Linked DNA regions of Homo sapiens: region 1 is linked to region 2. The links are chromatin contacts, found by Hi-C or POLR2A ChIA-PET in ENCODE. All regions are on one chromosome and are shown on one strand. The core of a region is the stretch at or near the end of the contact, and the rest is flanking DNA. Distances in the headings are between cores, read along the strand shown.

The links. A loop is a pair of places that touch in the nucleus more often than their neighbours do. ChIA-PET counts read pairs that join two places held with the same protein, here RNA polymerase II (POLR2A). Pooled maps may share reads with other maps.
Region 1: a map of Caco-2 shows a loop between it and region 2 (10-fold over the local background). The contact joins two enhancer-like sites. A Hi-C loop is called at or near these places in 3 of 168 maps with a recorded cell type or tissue (Caco-2, HCT116 and mammary epithelial cell), 10 of 37 single-sample maps with no recorded cell type and 14 of 50 pooled maps. POLR2A ChIA-PET finds 5 or more read pairs at or near these places in 10 of 52 experiments (BJ, IMR-90, OCI-LY7 and 5 more).

The regions. Positions count from the first base shown.
Region 1 is chr12:108,767,393-108,771,564 of GRCh38, reverse strand. No RefSeq gene overlaps it. Among named protein-coding and RNA genes, the nearest start is that of CORO1C, 38 kb to the right of the region's middle. RefSeq lists an enhancer at 688-1,188 and a silencer at 2,746-2,815. Within about 2 kb of position 2,649, at least 3 of the 41 ENCODE cell types and tissues checked have a DNase peak (open chromatin) inside an H3K27ac peak, as active enhancers do.
Region 2 is chr12:108,662,707-108,666,709 of GRCh38, reverse strand. All of the region lies in intron 3 of CORO1C (coronin 1C), which reads left to right. Among named protein-coding and RNA genes, the nearest start is that of MIR4496, 29 kb to the right of the region's middle. RefSeq lists an enhancer at 1,938-2,007. Within about 2 kb of position 2,234, at least 24 of the 41 ENCODE cell types and tissues checked have a DNase peak (open chromatin) inside an H3K27ac peak, as active enhancers do.

The DNA.
Region 1 (4,172 bases), core at 1,400-3,899, 100 kb before region 2:
GCCTCCCAAAGTGGTAGGATTTACAGATGTGAGCCACTGCACCGGGCATGGATGACATTTCTTGAGCCACACTGGACCAAGTGAGCCTTATTATTACTAATTTTCAGATGAAAAAACTCAGAAGTTAAATGTCTTACCTAGATGGCCCAGACAGAATTCCAGAGCTGCCTCTTCCAGGAAGCTATTCCTGACAGCCCCTCCCCTAAATGCTGAAGAGATAACTATTTAGTATGAGCACCCCATGGATATGCCCAGGACTGTGAGCTCCCTGAGGGCAGGGGCTGGGTCAGGTTGATTGCTGTCTGCCCTATACCTGATATAATAAGTGCTCAATAAATACTTGTTGAATGACTGACTGACTGACTGAACGAATGATAGGGCTGATCTCTTTTCTCCTCTTGGGTCCTGAGAAGTTTGGGGAATCAGGCAAGTCTGAGTTTGAATCTTTGCTCTGCCACTTCCTGGCTGTGTAGTCTTGGCCCAGTTACCTAACCTCTCTGAGCCTCTGTTTCCCTCTCTGCAAAATAGGGGTACAGTCTGTGGGAGGGTTGGAGAGGACCTACAATGACTGGCACATAGTAGGTACTCTATGAACAGCCCTGTAGAGAGACAGTTCAGGTCCTCCCTGGAGTCAGCCTGTCTGGGGTTCAAACCTCAGCTCCAACACTGACCGAGTAGTATGACCTCGGACAAATCACTTTTCCTCTCTGGACCTCGTCTTCCAAATACTTCACTTGGGGATAATATTAGCACCAATTACTTGGCTGTAGTAAGAACTAAAGGAGGCAGTCCGCATAGTAAATCCTCCATCAACACGGGCTTCTGTGACTTAGGGTGAGCTCCTGGAGGACAGACAGGTGTCCCGTTTTTTCCACCCCACCCCAGAACCTTGCTCAGTGCCAAGCACATAGTAGGGGCACAGATTGCTGAAGGAACTGAGTCTCCATTTCTGTGGCTATTGGGTGCAGACCCGGAGAGCCAGGGCAGGTTTCCAGAATGCCCTCCCCCAACAGGCCGACTCTCCCGTGTTTGTCCATCTCATCTCCCAGCTAGCTGGAGGCAGAGCAGCAGCCCAGCCCTGGCCTTCTGTGCCCAGCCTGGTGGGGGCCAGCGGCAGCTGCTCCTCCAGGGGAGCGCCTCCTGATGGAGGCTGGAAGGAAGGGAGGGCTGGGGAGGTGGAAGCCCCTCCAAAGTTAGCCCAAGGCCCCCAGGGGAACATGCCCAGCCCTGGCCTTCTGTGCCCAGCCTGGTGGGGGCCAGCGGCAGCTGCTCCTCCAGGGGAGCGCCTCCCGATGGAGGTTGGAAGGAAGGGAGGGCTGGGGAGGTGGAAGCCCCTCCAAAGTTAGCCCAAGGCCCCCAGGGGAACATGCTACTCAGAAAGGAGAGCTGGGGTTCAAGTCTACCAACCCTACTTATAGCTGTATGACCGTAGACGCCTCGCTCCACCTCTTTGAGCCTTGCTTCCTGTACCGTGGGGCTGGTGGCCTCATAAGGTTGTTAGGAAGCAGGTGAAGCATGAAGCATACAGTAAGTGCTCCATAAATGTACCGGTCATTGCTGCCCCTCTGACTTGTTGCAGTATAGCACCTGTCTTCTACAGATGGGGAAACTGAGGCCCAGAGAGAGGCAGTTACTTGTCCAAGGTCACAGAGCCTGTCTCTTGCTGGTTCCAGCTTCGGCCTTAGCCATTCTCCCTGCTCAACCCAAAGCTCAGCAGGGATGGGCTCCTGGGTGGACCAGGCAGGGGGTTCCCTTGGGCTGAGGGGGCAGGAAGGTAGGGGTGGAGGAAGGGTTCAACAAAAACAGCCCCAGCTGGGGGCTGTGGCTCACGCCTGTAATCCCAGCACTTTGGGAGGCCGAGGCAGGCGGATCACTTGAGGTCAGGAGTTTGAGACCAGCCTGGCCAACATGGTGAAACCCCCTCTCTACTAGAAATCCAAAAAATGTCCGGGCATGCAGCACACCTATAATTCCAGCTACTCAGGAAGCTGAGGCAGGAGAATCACTTGAACTTGGGAGGCAGAGACTGCAGTGAGCCGAGATCACGCCGCTGCACAGCTCCACTGCACTCCAACCTGGGTGACAGAGTGAGACCCTGTTTCAAAACAAAACAAAACAAAACCAGAAACAGCCCCTTTGCTGCAGGCCTCCGGGATGCCAAACACTTTGGTTGTTTTCTTATTAATCCTGAAAACACTATTAAAATGGTATTATTCTTAGCATTCCCATTTTACAGATGAGAAAACTGAGGTTCAGAGAGTTGCCTAAGCACACAATGGGAAGAGGGAGGCTCTTGACCCCAGCCCCAGATCTGTCTGTTGAATGAAGGAAGAGATAGTGTCCCATTCAGGGGTGCACAGCGAGCTCTGTGGTTTGGTGAGTTCAGTCTGTCTCCCCGACCCCCAGATGACAGGTGAGAGGAGGACACAATGCCAGCAGCTCTTGGGCTTGGGATGTCATAGAAACTTCCAAAGAAAGGGGAAGAGAAAGCCCAGTCACCCTCGCCCCACCCCCACAGGTCGCAGAAGCGGCTCAGGGATGGCAAATGGGCGTGGAGGTGGCCTCCGCAGCCCCAGGGGGCAGGGCAGGGACGCTCTGTGCCAGATGGGGGTGCCAGGCGCTGCCTCCAGCGACCACGCCCACAAGGTGCTCTGCTGCCTGCCGGACCTCTGCGCAAGTGCCTTCGGGCCGATGCAGACGCCCACTGCGCCACTTCCCCCGGGCTCCGGGGACCCCCTCCATCCGCCCGGCCTAGCCCTGGAGGCGCGACGCCCCGTCGTGTACCGTCTGGAGGAGGTGGCGCGCTGCCTGCACCTCCTGGAGCTCTCCAGCTCCGAGGGTCCCCGCTGCAGGCCCGGAGTGTCTGCCGGCCTCCAGGTGCACAGGCTCCAGAGCGCCCCGCAGGGGACTCCGGGAGGCGCCTCTGCCTCCGATTCCCCTAGAGGGGACCGGCCAGTCCCAAGGTCCAACAGGAAGAAGGCAGAAAACCCCATCCGAAAAGGTGAGCGCCTTTCGGGGGCTTTCTTCCCTCCATTGGACCCACAGATTCTAGGCACAGTTATCCCGGGGGGCATCCGTGGGTCTGCATTCTCAGTATTGCTGTCCACTTGCCCTGTGGTTTCTGACAAACTCCTGGCCCTCTCTGACCCTCAGTTTCTTTATCTCTGCCACCAGAGATAAAGAGATTGGACTTTGGTTTTTCACTCTTAAAACTGAAGACAAGACCTCATTTCTGTGGGAGGAGGGCTCCACCTGTGGGATTATAAGGACAGCATCTGGGCCATACAAATCTTTTCCCTTTCCCTAAAAAAACTAGCTACGGAGCTACTTCTAGGGTTACAATATCTAACTCTTACAAGAATCCTCCCCGGGAAATGCTGTTACTCCATTTTATTGAAATGAAAACTGAGGCCGGGCACGATGGCTCACGCCTGTAATCCCAGCACTTTGGGAGGCCGAGGTGGGCGGATCACTTGAGGTTGGGAGTTTGTGATCAGCCTGGCCAACATGGTAAAACCCCGTCTCTACTAAAAATACAAACATTAGCCAGGCGTGGTGGAAGGCACCTGTAATTCCAGCTACTCTGCAGGCTGAGGCAGGAGAATCGCGTGAACCCAGGAGGTGGAAGTTGCAGTGAGCCGAGATCGTGCCATTGCACTCCAGCCTGGGAGACAGAACAAGACTCTTGTCTCAAAAACAACAACAACAACAACAAAAAACTGAGCTTATAGTGAGTGGGTTCAAGTTGCAGAAATGGGATTTGAACCTCCACCCTCCTTCCAGGCCTGTCTGACTTTAAAGCCCCGTGCTTTTTTCTGCTAATAATGCAGATCGTCTCCATGAAAGCCACACAGGCTGGATTCTCAGCAGGAATGGCCAGGGGTCCTACCTCTTGTCGGTGCCACCCATCAGCTCTCTGAGGCCACTGCCCTGAAGGATCTTCGGCGATCCCTGGGGAACACCTCTCAGCTGATGTGGACAGGGCATCACTGGTATAGCCTCATGCCATGACCCAAAGCTTCCAAATGGAACGGAGGAGGGCCCCCATCACAGAAGTCCAACAGGGACCCCTGGATTGGGCGTGAAAGAGTGAGAAGAAATGGGGGTTGTGTGGGGAATTGGGTGTGGGAGTGTTCCTACCAGACTAAAGAACTGATGGGCGAGGCCAGGTG
Region 2 (4,003 bases), core at 985-3,484:
TCCCAGCTCTGACAGGAGCCTGTGTCTTCTGACACCCAGGCCAGCATCCCATATTACACACAAGAGGACCAAACATGTACCAAGTGGTGCTTCTGTTTGTTGTTGTCCCTGAGCTGCAGGAACATCAGTCCAAACCGAGCAGGCCATCACCCAGAGTAGCAGACAACCCTGAAGAGGGCAGAGAGCCACATAATGACAGGCCTGTGAGCATGGCCTTTGGGTGCCAGCCAGAGCATGTGTATGCTGAGTGTGGAAAGACCTACAGACCGCCCCCAACCCCCAAGCTCTTTCCACAGTCCACCGTAGAGAACACCACCCCCTCTTTACCAGTGGACACAAGAATTCTGTTGTCTTCTTATTTCATTTCAGAGACTTTTTCACTCACTTTCTTCTCGCATTGCAGTCCTTGTGCTTATAGTATTAGCTTTTTCACTCTGGTGCTTTTTCCCTAGCAGCTCCTGAGCCAGCTTCTTTATGGCATTGTTTAAATGCTGCATGCACTTTTTAGAAAATTGCTCTACACATCTGCGTGTTTTATTTTGAGACTGGATATTCAATTTCTCCTCATATTCTGCTCTACTTTCACCTAAGTCTTGTTCATCCTTAGAGGTCACCTCCTCAGGGAGCCCTCCTGGGTGGACCAAGCTTGGTTAGCAGGAAGCTAATTTCGTAGTAGTGCGGTCGGCTTATGCCAGCATAGCATTGGTTGCACTGTGCAATAATACCAACTAACACTCAGTGTCTGCCTTATGCCAGGCATTCTTCTAAATGTGTCAGTTTCATGTTACCATGTTAGTCTTCAAACCGCCTCACAGAAGGCAGGTTCAATATTAAGTCCTGGAAAGGTTAGGTGAATGTCCTCAAGGTCACACCACTATGTGACTGAATCAGGAATTCAGTCACATCAGTCTGGCCAGAGCCCATAATCTCAGCCCTGCTGTGTACTGTCTCTGCATTCTGGAGGCACTATGTGTGTGTCTGGCTCTGTGCTGAGGGTTAATTAATTCCTTAATTCTCTTAGCACACCTCGCAGGCATAGGTACTAATGTTTTCTCTATGCAGTGATGTTTGCCAGGATCATCACAGGTAGTGGCCCAGGCAGGATTTGAACCAGACTCTGCCTGACTCTGGTGCTCACTCTCTAACTGTCTGTATCACACCACTTGGATTTGTTGTCTTTGATTTTCAGTCTGATAGAAGTCTCTGCTTTCTGTTAGACCATCAACTTCTCAAGAGCAGGGCCTGTATTTAGTTACCCAGTACTAGATGGGTTACAATACAATTTATTGTAACTCAATAAATGTGTTACAAGAAAGAGTTAACCAAGGTAGTAAAATGGCTTAGGTGCTTGTCTTATGTGAATAAACCCAGCTGAGGGAACCGTTAAACCAGCTGGAGGTGAGGTAAAGAAGGAACACACAGAGTTTCCTTATTTTAAAAATTAATAAATGTTGCTTCATCATTAAAATTTTCTTTTAATCCAGGAAAAGATGATGGGGAGAAGCTAGAGAAAGGAAAAGGTTAAGTCCCCATTATGAGCTCTGCTTCTGCCCTCATATTTTAAGGTTGGAAATGCTGATTATAAACAAAGTCTCCCATCACTCCACGTCTCATTAGTGATTTGGAAAATGCACTAGCTGTGCTCAGAGTGAGACACAGAGGCGTTTTCAGTCCTTGCAAGGAAACCCAGCAGGCCATGGTTGGGGTGCCATCTGGAGATTGAAGGTGGTATTACCACTCTGTCAGTTCTAAGTGGGGTCACAGTGCATCTTGCAAAATGCTTTTCCTGTTGAGTCACTGAAGTCCCATTTCATAATTGTTTTTCTGTCGACTTCATGCTTTGATCAAATTAGTAGTCACTGTTTTCTGTTTGTTCTGTTCAAAATGTCAGTCCTGCTTTATATTCAGATAGTCAAGTTCAATGTGGAGTTGTTTCACTAATCATAAATTCTTGAATAAAAATAGTGCATGTCAGGATGAAAGCTAACATGCAGTAATGGAGGAGAGCAGATGCCCATGTTCTCCGCAGGGGAAAGAGGCCTGGGTCAAGGTCTCTTCCGCAGAGGGAGGGAGAGGGCAGGGTAGGTCTTCCTTTTCCTTCTATGCTTGTTCACACCTGCCTTGCTTAAAATTTGGCTCTGGGGAAATTAGGTGATGTTCTAAGCTTGGGCCCTCAAAATGCAGGTTTATTTTTGTTATGATTTGCATAAGGGGTTATATTTAGCCTGGGCAGAATTTAGCTGTAAAAATGAACAAATCACTCAACTCATGACTTTTTCCCACTCTTCAGAATGGCAAACTTTTTGTTCTCATTTTTTGCAGGACAGTAGAACTGAGCTGAACCCTAAACACTCATCCAGTCTAGATCTCTGCCTTCCACTAAGCAATTGAAAACAGACAATTGTTTGTCTCCTTCTTTAAAGTTCCCACAAAGGAAAATTCTTTTTCTCACGTGTTCTAGTGTTGAACATGATTTTTCATTGACAAGTTCTTAAATTTTTCATGAGCTAGTTCCTCAAAATCATTTTCTGATGGTAAATTTACTTGTTTTAATCTTCATGTAGAAGATAATGATTTTAAACTTTAGCTTTTTCATAAACTTAAATATTATTTAATATCTGGTCTTCGGTAGGGTTCTTGATGCTACTCAGCTTACCTGTAACTCAGCCCTTTTCTTAGAGGTTGTTTGTTTCTTAACCTTTTGAAACCTTTGTTGTTCATTGTTAAACATAAAGTCTTTCATTCCTTCCACTCATACTTTCCCTGTCCCTTTCTCCCCCTGTGCCCAGGCATGTCCCCAATTAAGATGTGGTGAGTCTTCTGCATGTCTTCACTAGTCAAGAGGATTTTCTTAAATAACAAGTTTTATTGAGATATAATTCACATAGAATTCACTCATTTAAAATGTACAATTCACTGAGTTTTAGAATATTCACAACCATCACCACAGACAATTATAGAAAATTTTCATCACCTCATATAGAAACCCAAATCCTTTAGCTATCACCCCTCCACCTGCCTCCCTCCACTCTCCCCAACACTAAGCAACCACTATTCTACTTTCTGTCTTTACGGATTTGCCTATTCTGGACATTTCACATACATGGAATCCTGCAATATGCGGTCTTCTATGTCTGGCTTCTTTCACTTTGCATAATGTTTTTAGAGTTTGCTCATGTTGTAGCATGTATCAGTACTTCATTCTTTTTTATGGCCAAATAATATTCCAGTGTATGAATATGTCGCATTTTGTTCAGCCATTTATCGATAGATGGATATTTGGGTTGTTTCCACCTTTGGGCTATTACAAATAATGCTTCTATGAACATTCTTGTACAAGTTTTTGCATAGACACATAGTTTCCATCCTCTTGGGTATATCCCTAGGAGTGGAATTACCGGATCATATGATAACTCTGTTTAATCATTTAAGGAACTGCCAGGCTGTTTTCCAAGGTCTGCCACCAAATGGTGGCTATACCATTTTACATTTTCACCAGCCATGTGTGCAGGCTCTGATTTTTTCACATGCTTGTGAACACTTGTTATCTGTCTTTTTGATTCTAGCCATCCTAATGGGCATGAAGAGAGAGCTTGTGGTTTTGATTTGCATTTCTGTAATTACTAATAATGCCAAACATCTTTTCATGTGCTTTTTCGCCATTTATATGTCTTCCTTGAAATGTCTATTTAGATGACTGGCCTATTTTTCAATTGGGTTATTTGTCCTTTGGTTGAATTCTAAGAGTTCTTTCTATATTCAGGCTATGGGTCTCTTATCAAATGTATGATTTGTAAGTTATTTTCTCCCATTCTGCAGGTTGTTTTTTCACTTTCTTCATAGTGTCCTTTGAAGCACAAAAGCTTTTAATTTTGATGAGGTCTAATTCATTTTTTTCTTTTGTAATATTTTCTATAATACATGTTATAAAAATATTAAGTGTATTTTTGTTTTCCAAGTGTAAAATTATAGAAAATATGTTTTAAAAACTATGTCATCCCAT